2 separate regions of the Homo sapiens genome follow, and region 1 is linked to region 2. The links are chromatin loops, found by intact Hi-C in ENCODE. Cell type or tissue: heart left ventricle. All regions are shown on one strand.

Region 1 (5,000 bases), 900 kb after region 2:
CCAGCAATAGATGCTTAGTAATATTACATCTATATAATTATGGAAAACCACTGGGACCAGTCTTCATCAGCAAATGAATATAAGTTTCATTGTAACTTTCAGATCATACTTACACTAGGAGCAAATGATAATATCATTCCCTATAAAAGAAAAGAGAAAGAAGAAAAATAGTATCTCTAATATATAACAGACTCTTTTATAGTACTATTGCTAAAATTTAAATAGGATCACTAAAGGAGCAATAACAGAATATAAACATAAGAAATGCCAGGCTAATATGGACATTGTGATTAATTATAAGTGATTTTTACAGCTAATATAAAGGAGACAATTATAGATTATCTTATAAAAAAGGAACATGCTATGTTTTCAGGAAAATACTTATTTTTTTCTATTAAGTCCTAAATTAACCACACAATGTAAGCATTGTTTTCACCAGAGATTAAACAGAGAATACCTCATATAGAATTCAAAAGTATAATGCTAAAATGTACTCCATTGAAGTCCTCCTAAGTCTAGGTTCACAGTTTCTTGTTGCTATATTTCTTTCCCATAAATTAAGTAAATTGCAACCAAAAATAATCTTGTTTCCTTGTTCCTGTCAAATAGTGCCCACAAATGCCACCAACTGAAACTACACAGGCTATATCTCCATTAAAGGAGCTTGCTTATCACCAGGCCTGACAGAGTATCACATATAAATTGTTACTGATAGGCTTATTCACAGGCAAATGATATGTTGTGCACATTTATAATGAGCACTCTGCATTATCCATTTCCAAAAAAGCACCATGTTATTCAATGTAAGAAACTCTGATTTTGGCTTGTTACAAATCAAATATGTCACATGATTCACAGTATCTAACAACGTAGAACTTCTTTACATAACAAATTCACTACAATTAGAAAACATGTGAAACATTTTTCTAAAAATATATGCCTAACAGCCTCAAGTTCTTAAAAACTCCAATTCAAATGTTATCCTCACCACACTAGGAATCTTGGAGACTTAAGAGGCACTGAGACAACAGTATCCTCTTTCCTTTCCACATAGTAAGAGAAATTTCGGAGTAAGTCTGCAAACCATTTACCATGCCCCTATCACTTATGTGATTAAGAGTGAGCAACAGGTAGCACAAGCAAGCACTTCAAAAGCATACTTCTCTATGCCCCCAACTTCAGTCTTTCACACTCTGCAAAAACAGGACTCCTCATAACTTTCTTCCATGCCCCTGTGCTTTCATCTGCCAGCAGCATGACCCTATTCTTCTCTGTCTTCAGTTTCTCCTTCCTGTCCTGTCAGTCCAAGGGTATCCTATCCATCCTTCAAAATTCAGGTTAAACTTCCCTTTTTCAGAAGTCCTTCCTGACCATTGCTGACACCAACCATTGCTGCACTCCCTCCTTGCCACTGATGCTCTGTGACTTGTCACACTTTGCACAGACATTGTATCATGTCTGCATATGTGTCACCTCTGCTCCACAGCAAGGTTTTAGCCACAGGATTTTTTATTATACAATTTATAGGATAACACAATCTCCTAGGTATTCTTCTGAAAATATATGCCAATATATCTGGCACAGTGGGTTGCATGGAATACATCTTCATTGAAGATAATAGCCTTACCTTATTGCCTTTTAGTGATTATAAATAAATATCAAGCCATTTTTTACCTCTAGTGTTACTGTTTCAGGAGGACGCAAAGAAAACCCTTTTGGATCCTCTCCTAACCCAAAACTTAAATTGAAGGAAGCACTGTTTTTTAGAGGCTGCAAAGAGAAGACTGCTTCATGGGCTCAGAAACCTAGTGGTAAGTGTGAGCGCTGTCCATAGTTGCCTGGCTTAGAAACACAGGTAATTTCTATATGAAGTTCACTCAAGTTTGCAAAAGCTGAGATGAGATGCTGTGAGTGGGGGTCTAACCTGTCTTTCTCACCCTTGTTTATTACTTAACTAGCATTTTGCTGACTCCCTCTTCAGTGAGTGACTTCACTAGGAATGAAACAAAGAGGATGAGCTAATAAGAGCCATTTCCAAGGCGCTTTATGCAGAGTGTTTTGTCCAATGGGGACCTCTCATATATTCACCTTGAACTGTAGTGGTTTCAGTTAAGGTGTCACAGAAGCTTTTTCTAAAGAGGGTTATACTTCAACACATGGATGAGTAATTTAGAAAATTCCTAATGGGCCAAATACAGGAAGAAAAGTCCAGCAAATACAATTATTCACAAGTCTAAGAAATAATTGTCTCTTTAGTATTTTGCCACAAAGAATAATGCCTAAAACTCTGCCCTTTCACTTCCTTCTTTTGAACTGTGAGGGGTTTTTACTTCCAAAATTATTTCATACCATTAGAATAGAATATAAAGAGAAAAACAATGAAAGAAAATGTACCTAGAATAAAGCTGGAAAACAAAATGGGAATATTGAGAAGAAAAGATCATATTCAGAAAAGAAACAGAAGCCATGTGTGGCCATCTTCAAAAGTCAGTCAATCAACAGACCCCAGAAGCAGTTCCACTATTTATATAAAAGGACTTTGGATGGAACAATTGGCTAAAAGAAGGGTCTTAAATCTGCATTTGCAGATACTTTACATGAGACTGTTAAGATCAATTATTAGTGTCAAAGAGAGCCAAGGCTTACCTTTGTCATAGGTACACACACACACACACACACACACACACACATTCTTTGTGGAGCATTGTCCCAGTGCAGTGATTTCCTTGAATCTCACAATTCTGGGACTCAGAGCTTCTGCTTCAAGTTCTCATTGTTTTAAAGTAATGACCCTGAGTCTGGAAGGACTTTAATTCCCCAAATTGAATACTTCCTAACACAAATAACTGATAATCAGGGGAAATTACTTAGCCTTGATTTCTGGGAGTCTCTGAATTGTGTAGGATAAAGTAAATGATGTTAATCTAAAAAGATGGTAGGCAACTTGAATTCATGTTAGTCAAGAGCTCCATCTCCTGTTCTATGTGGGTATGTTCTCAAAACAGTTTCCACCAGCACGGGATTGCTATGCACACCAGAGTAATCAGAAAAAGTAAGCCAGTTCATAGCTTTTTTGCAATGTAGATTCTCGATTCTTTTGTTCACTCACTGTGCCTAAAAATGAATGCCATTTCTATTGTGGGAGTACTGACAACTGAGAGAGGGAAATGCTGAATTAAATATGGTTTTACATGTTGAGCTTACAGTAAAGAAAAAAGGGTGCCAGCAATTTTATTGAAATAATTTTACACTTTCATTTAGAGAAATCAATTTTGTGCCTTAGGAACAGCAACAAGAAAACTTTCTATCAGCTCTGTGAAATAAATGGGCCTCAGTGTAGATCTAGTTCAAGTTGGCAATGAAACATCTACCCTGTCTTATAAATTGAACCAAGTTTGGTCTATTTGACACTGTAAAACTTATTCTATTGATTCTACCCTTATTCTCCCTCAGCGTTCTGCCTTTTACTACAAAAGGAGCTTAAAGGATAGGAAAATGAAAGGGAAAGTGTTTATTATAAGATAAAAATGCTAAGGATCTAATAAATGTGAGATAATGATTTAGCAGAAGAGATGCTATTATACAAAATTACATTTTTCTTTTTTTGTTCAGTGTTAAGAACAACTTTTTTGGCAACAACCCATTGTTAGTTTTTGTTTGCTTGATATTCTTTGTTTTTATTGGAAACCAAGGAAAAGGCTCAGTAAAACCAACCAACTTTATATGTACAATTATACTAGGAGGCTTTGTAATTTAGAGCAACTAAACCAACTGACACTGACTGTTTGAACAGCCTCTATGAATTCCAGATTATTCCCTTTGTAAGGAAGGATTAAATCCTTTCCTTTCATATCTGAATGCATTATTATTGTGTCATCCCCCAGTAACATATTGAAACTTAGAAACACATTGCCTATTATATTTATGAGATAGATAGATAAATACACACACACGCGCACACACACACACGCACGCACACATATTAGGGTTAGGGTTAGGGTTGATTCTAGCCTGGCTTTATTCTCTCTCAATGTTCTGCCTTTTACTACAATAGAAGCTTAAAGGAGCAGAAAATACTATCTGTGTGTGTGTGTGTGTGTGTGTATATTTACCTATTTCAAAATATAACTATATTTTTAATCAATACAGTTAATTAGATTCTATATAAAAAAAATTTACATAGAAGTCCATGCCCTTTGTCATTTTAACCTTAGGAAAAAGAGGCCCAGCTTATCTTATTGGTTTTTCACATTAAATAGCATGCTATTAACCTCAGAGAGCAATAACATGCTAATGTGACTTGGCTGTCATAATTTCCAGATAACTGAGGCAGCACGAAAAACTATCATATTAACATCACCCCTTTATTACTGTATATAATCATACCCAATATCCTGAAATGCTTAATTATGATTGAGTGTATGATTAAATATTTTATATCCAGAAGGCAATTGGTATGAAATAGTAAACAGAGAAAATACAGATATCCAAATTATAATTATTTTTAAAATTGTCATCATTAGCCACAAAGACAGGTTTGTATCCACATGGATACATTTTGCCATGTAATCAGTGAGGGCTCATTCTTAGTTGATCCACAAATTTCTCTACAGGAAAGTGTTAGGAGAAGCTAGCATTATCTCTGCTTTTTTTTTTTATTGTTATAGTGCATTTTGAAGAAAAAGTTTCGAAAAATAAATATAGATATTTGATATAGGGTTGAGACCAATTCTGATATCATCTTCCAAGGAACTTACAAGGTAATAATCAAGGGATGTCATTAAATACTAGTTTTTCCATGAGTAGGTAATAATGTGACAAGGACCATGGCAAGCAGAAAAAAAAGACAAAAACCAACCATTATGTATAACGCTGTATTTTATGGCATAAATTCTATGAAATCTATGTGGTTTACAGACATGTAAGGTAGTGAGATTATAAATACTTTTTATTTTTTCTATATTAAGTTTCATTAAGAATAGTATTACTCATAACTGGAG
Region 2 (5,000 bases):
TATTTTTTTCCTTTTCATGGGTGTTCTTTTAAAGCTTTGACATATGATGTTTAGTTTTTAAATGACCTCATGTTTTTAGGAATACTAATTTCTTCGTGAGGTTGTATAATGAGTAGGTCATTGTGGAATGCTTTTTGAGAGCTTGTGCATATCATCTCAGTTTCAGAATGGTTTCCATGATTTGAGAAACTCCAAGTAGCCAAACAGGTCAGTGAATTTTCAGGCTTTAAAATAATGGCAAAAGAAGAACCACTGGTTAGTGGTAGAGAATGGCTGACTTGTTTGATATATATATTTTTAAGAGACGGGGTTTCACTCTTGTCACCCAGGCTGGAGTGCAGTGGCACGATCTTGGCTCACTGCAACCTCCGCCTCCCCGGTTCAAGCGTTTCTCCTGCCTCAGCCTCCTGAGTAGCTGGGATTACAGGCGTGCACCACCACACCCAGCTAATTTTTGTATTATTAGTAGGGACGGGGTTTCAGCGTGTTGGCCAGGCTGGTCTTGATCTGCTGACCTCAGGTGATCGCCCACCTTCGCCTCCCAAAGTGCTGGGATTACAGATGTGAGCCACTGCACTCAGCCTGCAAATTTTATATTTTATTAATTTTAATCTCAGTTCTTAGAATACTGTGCATGTTCTATTTAGTGTTAAAGTCTTTGGCCTAAGTCATTCATGTTGGTTTAGTTTTTAAGGTTTTAGGTTTTTTTTTTTTTTTTTTTTTTTTTAGTTTCCTTGTATAATACAATCCTTGAATATCTGTTAATCCTAAAAATGCCTTGTCTTCTGAGGCAAGGTTCTTGCTCTCGCTTCTCTTCTCTTTCCTTCACCAGTTAAATGTGACCTGGGTTTGGAACCAAGAGAAGAGACTCAGTAGAATCTCAGTGTGTCCCCTTTTCACTCATTAGAATTCACCTGTACTTGCTTGGCAGAAAAGCATGCATGAGAGGACTGTGCATCGTTCCAAGCTTGCCATTTGGCTTACCAGGTAGCCTGTGATGGTAGTGGATGCAGTCAAGCCTAAAGCCTTCCGTACTCAATGGTAAACTTGTTGGACGTTTGATTTCTGTAAAGTTTTCCAGGCCACTGGTCACAAAGATTTTCTTGCCATGCTAGAGGAATATTGAAAGACTATAGAGAAACATGAGTGAAAGGAACTAGTAAAAAAAAATCTGTAAAGAGGAGAAGTTAATCAGGAAGGGCTGGCAAGGTGGAGTTGTATATTTCCCAAAGTATTCTAGGCAGTGGAACTCTCTCTCTCTCTCTCTCTTTTTTTTTTTTTTGAAACAGAGTTTTGCCCTTGTTGCCGAGGCTGGAGTGCAATGGCAGAATCTCTGCTCACTGCAACCTCCATCTCCCGGGTCCAAGCGATTCTCCTGCCTCAGCCTCCCACGTAGCTGGGATTACAGGCATGCATCACCATGCCCGGCTAATTTTGTATTTTTTGTAGAGATGGGGTTTCACTCTGTTGGTCAGACTGGTCTTCAAATCCTGACCTCAGGTGATCCACTCCCTTCAGCCTCCTAAAGTGCTGTGATTATAGGCGTGAGCCACCACTCCTGGCGCAGCAGTAGAACTTGTGGAAAAGCCTAAATAAAGCCTATGTGAACTCTATAGGTGATGATCTTTGAATGAAATTATATATTGAATATCACTGTTCCTTTATACATCCAGAGAGTTGTATAGAGTTACATGCATACATTTTGTTTCTAAGATTTTACTGATGGCACAAAGTTTAAAACCTAAGGTGGGGCTGGGGGATCTTTCTAGACTAGGTCCATGAAGTATAATTTTCCTAGATGATGGAAATGTCCTACACCTATTCTGTCTGATATGATAGCCACTCGTCACATGTGACTGTTGAGCAGTTGAAATGTGTGTGGCTCATGCATCTGAAGAACCAGAAATTTCATTTTATTTAATTAACTGTAATTTTATGTAAGTTAGTGGCCATGTATGGGATAATGTAGCTTTAGACTTTAGCTCCCAGAAGGTGTTTCTATCCAGAAAGTAGTTGAAGAGACTGGGAGAATCAAAGGAGGAGGCCCAGGGCCATGGGAATGAAGGAGGATCTACTTTGTTTTTATGGACCTTAATCCTTCCCCATCCTAATCCATTAAAGGGACAGATGGAAGCATTGTCTTTAGGAAGAGCTGCCGCTAGGGAGCTGTATCTGTGCCTAACATTTGTTTTTTGCATCTATGGTCCTGAGCACAATAACATTAGGATTTGAGTTGTTTTACATCCAGATGAATGAACATTCCAATTTACAGACCATGATGAAAGATACTTTCTCCCTTGACTCTTCCTCAAGTTTGCTGTACCCCATTTTGCTGATAACAGTGGTCCTTATCTCTTAGGATGGGGCTGCTTTTGGCATCTAGGTGAGAAATAAAGGGTCTTGCTAAAGATTTCTGCTGTTCTCTAAACCAGTGTTTCTCCATCTTAACATGTACATGAATTATTTGGGAGCCTGCTAAAATGCATGTTTTGATTCAGCAGGTTCAGGGCAGGACCTGAGATTCTGTATTTCTCACTAGCTGCCAGGGCAAGCCAGGGACCACTTTGAGGAGCAAGGCTTTAGTCCTAAATAGTCAAGATTACAGAATGGTCTTTATCCAGTTTTCATAGCCACCACCAGATGGCAGCATGTCCACTTTCTCTACCTGATGTTGCTGCTCAGCTCTTTCCTTGGGACCAAGAAGCGCAAGATTGGAGCCTTTGTTTTTCTCACAGTTGTTTGTGATCTTCTCTCTGATTTACTAGTTCTTGGCCTTTTCGAGTCAGCTTACATCAGGCCTCTGAATCCTTATCTTTCTGGTCCTCCAGTGGGGAGCCAGCTGCTTTCTGCTGTGCTCAGCACCAGGACAGTGCCTGTTTTCAGTATATGCAGGCATAGGGTATTGACTTAAAGGATGTCTGTCATACTTCTTCCTTTTTATAAAACCAATCTTTTTATATACTTAGAAAATTTATGAAATGTAGAAAAGAAACTATTAATTATCTGTAATTGTACCTGCCAGAAAAAAATTAATGTGTTTGTGATTTGGTCATTTAGTCTTATTCCATGCATTTTTAGTTATATATTTATATTTTCTTTTATAAAATGTGATGAGAATGTAAATTTAAATTGATAAAAATGTATGTAATAAAACCTAACACTTTTGCTTTTTAAACCTTATAAAAAGATTTTGGACAAAAATGAAATCTCCTTTTGAAATAATTTATTTCTATTTTCTATTACTTCTGACTATGGTTGCAACTTCAGAAGAGCTTTTTAATTTTTAATTTCAAATCTGTGTATATACACAGTAAGTCATCACTTAACATTATTAACAGGTTCTTGGAAACTGACTTTAAGCAAAATGATGTATAACAAAACCAGTTTTACGGTAGGTTAATTGATAACAAACAAGAGTTAAGTTCCTAAGGCATAGTTTTGGTCACAAAAACATCACCAGACTTCTAAATAAAGATCTAATATTAAACATGGAAATAAATGTGAGCTATATATACATTTAAGAAAGGTTAATAAAAACAAGTAAGATAATTATTTACCGAGTTATTCCAGTTCAGTGTTGAAGGTGGCCAGTTTATTCCGGCAGCTTAGGGAGCCAAGTGGGAGCCAGCCCTCCACAGGATTCCATTCAATTGCAGGGCTCACTCACACACATCCGCACTCACTCAGACTGGGACAACTGAGACATGTGAGTTCACCTATCGTACACATCTTTGGGGTGTGGGAGGAAACCTGAGTACTTAGAGAAAATCCATGCAAAGATGGGAAGAACGTGCAAACTCCACACAGTGTCCCCGGTGGGGACCAAATTTGTTTTCTCATCGATGTTATAATGAAATTCTGTTGAAAGGAATGTTATTTGAGGACCTGCTATATTTGCTAAATGTGATCATTGTTGAAAATTTGTAAAAGTATAGTTTTATATAAAAGCAAATTTATTGTAATTGCATGTTAGCACATTTTTATTCAGTCTTTTGTTGTTCAGTACTTACGTAGTCATCTTTTAAAAAACTCTTGATTATAATGCATAAGCAACTTTGTTTCCTGATGTTTCTTTTGACTCTTTAAGCTTATAGGAAATTTAGAAACAAAATCAGAAAAGATCAGTGAAGTAAACAAGTCACCCACAGCCCTCCTGCCAAGGGATACCATTTGTCAGTATTTAGCAACTTTCCATCTGTATCATTCTCTGATTTCTTTCCTGATGTTTGAATCTTTCGCTCATCTATAACTGCCTTCTTAACAAGTCTGAACCATGTAATCATGTATTTATTATGCAGCTGCATCTAATTGTGTCTTTTGTTGAGCTTAGTATGTTTCTGTTCATTTTCATGTGAGTTTTTTACTAAACTTACTTTCCTGGGGGAAGAATGATGTTTTTGCAAAGATTCTATCAGGCAGACAAGCAGCAAGTTTCCATCAGCTTGATAGTGAAGGAAGTTTCTCTTTTACCAAAGGTCCTATTTTTTTTTTTGTACTGTGAGTTTTCATCCTTTTTTGTTTGTCTTCATAGGTATTTTAGGATGAAGATGGGAGGGGAAAGTCCAGGGATGCTAGCCAGATATTGCTTTACTACACATAATTTCAGTCTCAGTGAGCTTCCAGCCAGGGTGATGTGGGTCTTTCTTTGCCAAATGATTATCATTTTCTGTTCTCTGGAGGATGATGCTATAGTGGATCTTCCTTCTGCCTGGCACCTGAACGTCTCTTGATTAGAGTGGGCAATGAGTGTTTGCCCCGGAAGTGGATGTGTGTATGTTTCTGGTGTTCTGGCTTGATTTATTGAAGTGTGATTTAGATGTGTGTCAGAAGGGGTGGCAGATGTTGGAGAGCTCTGTCTGGATTCCCCTGGATCCCTTTCACCATTTCTGAGTACCCCCTGACATTGGTGTGTGTGCAGTTTGAAAAGTCAGCACCCAAGGCTTGTTTTCAAGGGAGTGTCTTTGGACTTATAGCGGCTGTTTTGCTCTTGCTTCTTTTTA

What was found. Peaks named below come from ENCODE experiments on the same cell type or tissue, not always from the same donor. Only the 100,000 strongest peaks of a DNase experiment are listed, where the experiment ranks them.
Region 1: a loop joins it to region 2, with 9 times the contacts of the local background. A loop is called at or near these places in 21 of 110 quality-filtered maps.

What each region holds. Positions count from the first base shown.
Region 1 is chr3:35,964,076-35,969,075 of GRCh38, reverse strand. No RefSeq gene overlaps it. Among named protein-coding and RNA genes, the nearest start is that of MIR128-2, 220 kb to the right of the region's middle. In heart left ventricle, a CTCF peak has its summit at 2,968; no DNase peak of the experiment used is centred here.
Region 2 is chr3:36,866,690-36,871,689 of GRCh38, reverse strand. The region is part of intron 9 of TRANK1 (tetratricopeptide repeat and ankyrin repeat containing 1); the gene reads left to right. Among named protein-coding and RNA genes, the nearest start is that of LINC02033, 47 kb to the right of the region's middle. RefSeq lists an enhancer at 2,529-2,588. In heart left ventricle, a CTCF peak has its summit at 2,647 (motif pointing right); no DNase peak of the experiment used is centred here.